2 separate regions of the Homo sapiens genome follow, and region 2 is linked to region 1. A link is an interaction called in ENCODE POLR2A ChIA-PET data of the cell type or tissue named here. Cell type or tissue: PC-9. All regions are shown on one strand.

Region 1 (4,000 bases):
CCTTTTGCTTTTGGCATCTGCATTAAGAATGTGTCCATGCAAAATGCTGTGAATGAGCCTGTGAGTATGAAATGTGATGACAAAGCAGGAAGAAAGCCATGCTCTAGGAATCTGGGGCTCTGCCTTTTGCCATTTTGTGTTATGTAAATGAATCACATTCTTTTCCATTGCCTTCTGTGATAGGCATGGGTGTCTCTTGTGTATTTGCAACAAATCAAATTTGCTGAAATAGGGAAACAGGTAATTTTCTCTGACCTTTGGTTATATCACTTTCATTTTATACATGAAGAAACTGAGGGGCAGAAAGGATTTTATTTTTGATTTTTTTCTCGTGTTATGTACACTCCCTGGGTAAACTCACTGTGTTTCATAGTTGTAGCTACCACCTGGGAATATTTGATGATGGCTTCCACATCTTGAACTCCATTCTCCACCCTTTGACCTTCATATTCGTGGTTTTCTTAAAACTACTGCTTGTCTCAAAACACACTCTGTTTCTTCACACTCTACACAAAAAACAACACTTTTGACACCAGACGTGTGAGGATTTTCCCCCACACGCCAAGCAGTTCTCCACATATCAACTCAGTGTCCTATAGTTCAAGTCAATTCTGACACTAATGGGTTACTGCAGACCCCGCTGGGTAAGGGCTTAGTCCCATAGGACCGCCTCCCACTTCAGATGCCAGTCACAAGGCCCAGGTTGTGACCGGTGCTTCTGACTAGAAGTTGGAGTTCCCACAGTTCCCCTCCTCAGGTTTGGTAATTTGCTAGGATGGCTCACAGAACTCAGGGAAACACTTTACTTACATTTGCTGGTTTATAATAAACGGTGTTATGAGGATACAGGTGAATATCTAGATAAAGAGGGCCACACCCCCCTCCAGTGTTCAGCAACCTGGAAGCTCAGCAGATCTCATGGTTCAAAGTTTTTATGCAGCTTAATCTCCAGCCCCATCACCCAGAGGTCAGTGAGTGGTGCTGAAAGGCCCAACCCTCTAATTACTTGATCTTTCTGTGATGAGCCCCATCTTGAGCCTGTCTAGGGACCCCAACAAAAGTCACTTAATTAGCATATACTGGGGTGTGATCATGAGGCTTTTTATGAACAACAATGACACTCCTGTCAGGAACTTCCAAGGGTTTTAGGAATTCTGTGCCAGGAACCAGGGAAAAAGACCAAATATATTTCATGTATGCCACAGCTTGTCATAACTAGAATGATCCTGTGTATTCCATCTGCCCATTTTGTCCCCTAAATGACGTATTTTTCTTTATTCCCTAACGTTACTGAATGTAAAAACCAACAATAACAGTTTTGAGCCCTTTTATATGGCAGGCACTGTTCTTAGCACTTTCCATGATTTAACTCATTTAATTCTCCTTGATTTTCACCACTGCTGTTATCCTAATAACCCTACTGAGGACACTACGGCACGAGAGGCGGAGTGAAAAGTGGAGCCAGGTCTTGAACCTGGGTGGACCAGCTCTAAGTTAGGGCTTGGCACACTGGCCGGTGGCCGAGTCTGGTTCCCCATCTGTTTTTGTAAATAAAGGTTTATTAGATCCCAGCCATGCTCATTAGTGTTGTCCACGGTGGAGTAGTGTAGTTGCAGCAGAGACTGCATGGCCTGCAGAGCCTAAGCTGTTGACTCTGCCATGCTCATTAGTGTTGTCCACGGTGGAGTAGTGTAGTTGCAGCAGAGACTGCATGGCCTGCAGAGCCTAAGCTGTTGACTCTGCCATGCTCATTAGTGTTGTCCACGGTGGAGTAGTGTAGTTGCAGCAGAGACTGCATGGCCTGCAGAGCCTAAGCTGTTGACTCTGCCATGCTCATTAGTGTTGTCCACGGTGGAGTAGTGTAGTTGCAGCAGAGACTGCATGGCCTGCAGAGCCTAAGCTGTTGACTCTGTGGCCCTTTATGGAAGAGCGTGCCATCCCTGCTCCTCACCCTGTGCTCCTGCCTGCCACACTGATCTCTAGAAGCTGTGTGCTCCTCCTTTCACTTCTTATGCTTCAGTTTCCATATCTAGTTATTCACAGTGTCGTGCTACTTTTTCTGACAAAGCATCTCAAACATAGCTCTTCCTGTCCATCCTCATATGACCGTCACCTTGCAGGATGCTGTCAGGTTTTACCTGGACTAATGAAATTCCCTGTTCTGTGATCTCCAGGATCTTTCCATTTGTCCTATACCAATGCTTTCCAGTGTTTTCCATGTCAGGACCCACACAGTAAAAAGATAGTATTTGTACAGTACACCGGGGCAAATGGCTGTGGCTGCTTGGGGCTGGAAGCGGCCAGCTGAGAGTAACCACGTTTCTAAGATGTAACTTGATCCCATACACTGGCTCATACTTGAGACACTCATAACTTTTTTTTTCCTGGCACACTGAAGGGAAAGCCCTACTTTACACTGTCACCAGACTTCTTTTTCTGAAACATACCTGATTGTGGTATCTGCCTGCATCAAAACGTTCAGCAGCTCCGCATCACCTAAGGCCTGAAGTCCAAACACCTTAGCATGGCATAAACTTCCTTTCCTAATGGATTTGATAACCAGGGCAGCCCTAACACATTGCCACAAACCAGATGGCTTAAAGCAACATAAATTTATTCTCTAGACGAGAGGTCTGAAGTCAAGGGGTTGTGGCTGATCAGTCCCTTCTGGAGGCTCTGAGGGAGAAACCGTCCCATGCGTCTCTCCTTGTCTAGTGGCTGCTGACGGTCATTGAGATTGCTCAGCTTGCAGGTGCTTCACGCAGCCTCTGCCTCCGTCTTCATGTGGCCTTCTCCTTGTGTCCTTTTTCTTCTTGTAAGGACAATACTCGTTAGATTAGGGCCTCCACTAAACCAGTATGACCTCTTAATTTGATTACATCTGCAAAGACCTAATTTTCGAATAAGGTTACATACACGCTTCTGTGTGGTTATGACTTTGTTTTGGGAAGGGAAGACACTATTCAACCTAGTGTATCTAGTAACATTCCAAGCTACTTTTCTCAACTCTTAGCTAACTCCTCATCCCAAATATGTATTCATCCACATGTACCAATACTGCCCCCACCGCACACATCCAGTGTTCCAGTTGTACAGACAGACTCACTGTTCCCTGAAGATATCAGGCCTTTTGTACGGTCACCCTTCCATATCCTCAGGTTCCATATCCATGGATTCCACCAACAGAGGATCGGAAAATACTCCCCCACTGGCTGGGTGCAGTGGCTCACGCCTGTAATCCCAGCACTTTGGGAGGCCGAGGCGGGCAGATCGCCTGAGTTCAGGAGTTCAAGACCAGTCTGGGAAACATGATGAAACCCCATCTCTATTAAAAATAAAAAAATTAGCCAGGCATGGTGGCATATACCTGTAGTCCCAGCTACTTGGGAGGCTGAGGCAGGAGAATCGCTTGAACCTGGGAAGTGAAGGTTGCAGTGAGCTGAGATCATGCCACTGCACTCCAGCCTGGGTGACAGAGTGAGATTCTGTCTCCAAAAAAAAAAAAAAACAAGAGAAGAAAATATTCCCCCTCCCCCTAAAAAACAAACAATAAAAAGAAAAATATAACAACAAAAAATAATATAAAAAAAAATTCAGGACTGGGCGTGGTGGCTCATGCCTGTAATCCCAGCACTTTGGGAGGCCGAGACGGGTGGATCACCTGAGGTCAGGAGTTCAAGACCAGCCTGGCCAACATGGAAAAACCCTGTCTCTACTAAAAATACAAAGTTAGCCGGGCATGGTGATGCATGCCTGTAATCCCAGCTATTCGGGAGGCTGAGGCAGGAGAATCACTTGAACCTGGGAGGTGGGGGTTGCGGTGAGCCGAGATCGTGCCGTTGTACTCCAGCCTGGGCAACAAGATCGAAACTCCATCTCAAAAAAAAAAAAAAAAATTCTGTATAACAATGATTTACATAGCATTTATGTTGTATTAGTTATTATAAGTAATCTAGAGATGATTTAAAGTGTACAGGGAGGATATATGGGTAGGTTATAC
Region 2 (4,000 bases), 360 kb after region 1:
TACAGCCGAGATCACTTTCTCAAGGCAGACGGCCTCGGCAAATACCAAGATGGAAATGAACCAGAGAAAGTAACTGCAAAGATACAGAGATCAGAAGGGCTTGGAAGGGATCTGTGCAGCCATAAACAAGTGCGCTTCATCTGAAAAGATGGAAGCTCAGAAGAGCTTGAAGTCGAAATGAGAATTAGCAGAAGGGCTGGGTGCACTGAAAATGAACTTGACTCAGAGTCAGTATTGCTAGATGGAGGAGGCATTCCTGAAAGCCCAAATAGAAAAGTTGGTGAATTTAGAAGAAAAAAACCAGGAAATTTTGTTTGACATGCTAGTCAGGGAATTTGGGTCCCTTATTCCTTTAGAAGCGACAGTTTGGAAATACTAACGTCTTCTGCAAGAGCTGAAATAAATCCATGGCAGACAGCTACCTGTTGAGGGAGTTTTGAATGGGTGTGGGGCTCTGCGGAGCTGGGGCACAGCACATCTTCCAACTCTGAGTTGCTTCTTTTTCATTTGGTGGCATCTGATGACTAGCAAAGGCTGAGATCAGTGATGGGGACAAATGCTTTCTTCACCTGGAAGTCTCCTGCTTGCAATTCAGGGAAGCCTGGCAATCCGTTGCTTTCTTGGGTTGACTGATGTGTAAGACGAGAATTTTTGAGCGTGCCGGGATCTTAGGGATCATTGTAACCCCTCTCATTTTATAGGTGTGCTTCTCAGCTGCAACCTGGAGAAGGTAGTAACTTTTCCAGGGTCAAGAACCCAGTCTTGGCTGGGTGTGGAAGCTCATACCTGTAATCCCAGCACTTTGGAAGGTCAAGAAGGAAGGATTGCTTGAGCCCAAGAGTTCGAGACTAACCTAAGCAACATAGGGAGACTCCCGTCTCTATTTTTAAAATAAATAAATAAATAAATAAATAAAAGCTCAGTCTCTGGCCTCCTGCACAAGTGAGCAAGACTGCAGGGGGGCGTGGTCCCAGAGGTAGACACCTTTGTTCCCCCAAGGGAAGGGCCTGGGGGAGTAAGAAGGAGATGTTTGTTTATTCATGAGACAGGCTCATTTGTAAGGTCAGTTGTGACCGATGCTCTAAGCAGAAACACTTCCAGATGTCACAGGTAGGACAGGTAGCCTACCTGCCTGCTTTCAGGCTGCACAGAGTGAGGATGGGAGAGATGGGCCACTGCTCTCTCCCTGTAAATTGGTTAGTGCAGCTGTTTTGGCCTGATGACTCTAGGGACCCACAGATGACCTGTCTGGACCCTTCTCTTCTCTTTCTCTTTTTTTCTATTCTCACCAGTACTGACCTGACTCAGAGTCTGAGGTGTAAACTCCCTGCTTACCTCCCTATCCCACAATACAATGTTTTCTTGCTTCCCTTTCCTCTTCCCTCCCGCAATTCCAGCCAGGTAGAGCTTTTGATCAGGTGGTTTCTTGTACCTAGATTTCCCTTGTCACACCCCTTCTGGTTGAAACACTTGACCTTCTTCAAGGCTCAGTCGAATGCTCCTTCCTTCATGAAACCTTTCATGAGCACCTGCTATAAATTAACTGCTCCTCTGTGCTTCCACTGTGTAGCATCTCCCAAACTTCACGCCCATCCAGAACTTCAGAATGTCACCTCATTTGGAAAGAGAGTTTTTGGAGCTATAACTAGTTAAGGATCTTGAGATGCAATCACATTGGATTTAGTGTGTGCCCTGAATCCAATAACTAGTGTCCTTATAAGAAGATGATGGGGGTGGGCACGGTGGCTCACACCTGTAATCCGAGCACTTCGGGAGGCTGAGGCAGGTGGATCACCTGAGGTTGGGAGTTCGAGACCAGCCTGACCAACATGGAGAAACCCCATCTCTACTAAAAATACAAAATGAGTTGGGCATGGTGGCACGCACGCCTGTAATCCCAGCTACTCGGAAGGCTGAGACAGGAGAATCGCTTGAATCTGGGAGGCGGAGGTTGCAGTGAGCCAAGATCACGCCATTGCACTCCAGCCTGGGCAATAAGAGCAAAACTCTGTTTCAAAAAAAAAAAAAGGAGATGACGGGACGTAGACACACACAGCAAGGAAGGCCATGGGATGATGAAAGGAGAGACTGGAGCCATGCTTCCATAAGCCAAGGAGCATCAGGAGCCACCAGGAGCTGGAAGAGATGACGAAGGATCTTCCCGTAGTCTTTTGAGTGGAGAGGAACCCAGAACCCTGCTGATGCCTTGATTTCAGACTTCTGGCCTCCAGAACCACAAGAGAATACATTTTGTTGTAGTAAGCCGTCAAGTTTGTCCTAATTGGTCATGGTAACCACAGGAAGCACATACAGATGGTGACTTGTGCCTTCACTGTAAGCACCTGGCCACACTCTAGGTCTTTATTCATCTTTGCTACATTTTCTTACAGGCCCAGAGCTGTGCCAAACACCGAACAGATACCCCAGGTAGGTTTGCTAAGCTAGGTCTCTCAGAGATGGTGTCAAGGGACTTATAAGCTTGGGCTGGCCCCAGGGCTAGGGATGGGAAGGACACAGGACTTGCTGAATGGAAGTGCTGGAGAATGGGGTTCATAAATCTACTCACAGTGCTAGTTCCTGGCTGGGTGCTGTAGGAACAGGGCTATCTACCCACATGCTGTAAATTCACTGACAGCAAGACAGAACTCCAAGCCAGTTCCCATACTACCTTCCTGAAATACCTCCCCTCAGACTACCTCTCGGAAGTGGGAATTGAGTTTTTTTGTTTGTTTGTTTGTTTTTGAGACAGAGTTTTGCTCTGTCGCCCAGGCTGGAGTGCAATGGCGTGATCTAGGCTCACTGCAACCTCTACCTCCTGGGTTCAAGCACTTCTCCTGCCTCAGCCTCCCGAGTAGCTGGGATTACGGGCGCTTACCACCAGGCCTGGATAATTTTTTGTATTTTTAGTCGAGATGGGGAGTCACCATGTTGGCCAGGCTGGTCTCGAACTCCTGACCTCAAGTGATCCGCCTGCCTCAGCCTCCCAAAGTGCTGGGATTACAGGCATGAGCCACTGCTCCCAGCCAAGGTCCTGGAGTTCCTGACGTGGTATTAGGCCCACGTATGTTGCCCCACCTCCCAAGGTTTGCAATCATGGCCCAAGACTTTCGTCCAGCCACTTGCTGGATACCAGACCAAAGGCGGGGATGGTCCCTACAAATACTTCTAAATGAACGGTCCACTTCTCCTCTCAGGGGCTCCTGCTAACACCATGTCAAACTCAAAGACTGGAGCCGGGGCTGACCACTAGCCAGAAGTTAGTTCCCTTGGAGGGAAGGGGAATAAGTTTAAGGTTTGTGAATGCTTTTGTGGAAGGAATTCTAGGAGGGCAAAGAAAATTAAAAAGCAAGACCTTTACGCCTAGAAACCCTAACCATGACTGGCCCTGCCTCAGTTTGCCACAGTGCACTGTGGGTAAGGAGAGATGTGTCCGGAGCTTTCAAATTCTTACAGCCTTAGTGTGCCTTTAAAAAAAAAAAAACCCTCGCTTATTTGGGCCACCTTTGCACCCTAAGGCTCACCACCACCCACAAATATTGCCAAATCCTATTTAACTCAAGGTCATTATGGGAAACTGGGTTGTCAACTCTCTCCCTCCTTCCCAAATAAACAGATAACTCCTGGACACGTCAGCTCTTTGCAGAGACTCTGGTACACTTTTTTTTTTTTTTTTTTTTTGCTTTTTGGGGTCTTCCCCCTCCCAGATCCAGTCCCACCAGAATCTAGGCTGGGAAGCTCTCAGATGCAGCCACCAGAATCTAGGCTGGGAAGCTCTCAGATGCAGCCTCCACTTCCATCAAGAGGAGAAGGGATGTCATCTGTGGTTCCACACAGCCGCCCCCTGTCTAGTATCACTGCAGGCTGCGGGTGGCACTGGACCTCTCTGGTCTAGTACTCTTGGGCCACCCCCAAGCCCACTGTTCACACCTGTCCCCAACCCATAATTTCCCCACTCCCTCGACACTTGACCCTTTGTTCCCAACCCCACTAGGCCTCAAAA

Evidence for each region. Peaks named below come from ENCODE experiments on the same cell type or tissue, not always from the same donor. Only the 100,000 strongest peaks of a DNase experiment are listed, where the experiment ranks them.
Region 2: POLR2A ChIA-PET joins it to region 1 with 7 read pairs; 3 of 35 experiments call an interaction of 5 or more read pairs at or near these places.

What each region holds. Positions count from the first base shown.
Region 1 is chr1:12,249,280-12,253,279 of GRCh38, forward strand. It overlaps VPS13D (vacuolar protein sorting 13 homolog D), which reads left to right. Exons shown (of 70, transcript NM_015378.4): 6 at 1-60. Among named protein-coding and RNA genes, the nearest start is that of VPS13D, 21 kb to the left of the region's middle. RefSeq lists an enhancer at 189-1,180. In PC-9, no CTCF peak of the experiment used is centred here; no DNase peak of the experiment used is centred here.
Region 2 is chr1:12,611,046-12,615,045 of GRCh38, forward strand. The region is part of intron 1 of DHRS3 (dehydrogenase/reductase 3); the gene reads right to left. Among named protein-coding and RNA genes, the nearest start is that of DHRS3, 5.2 kb to the right of the region's middle. In PC-9, no CTCF peak of the experiment used is centred here; no DNase peak of the experiment used is centred here; H3K4me3 peaks cover 1,933 bases; H3K27ac peaks cover 757 bases.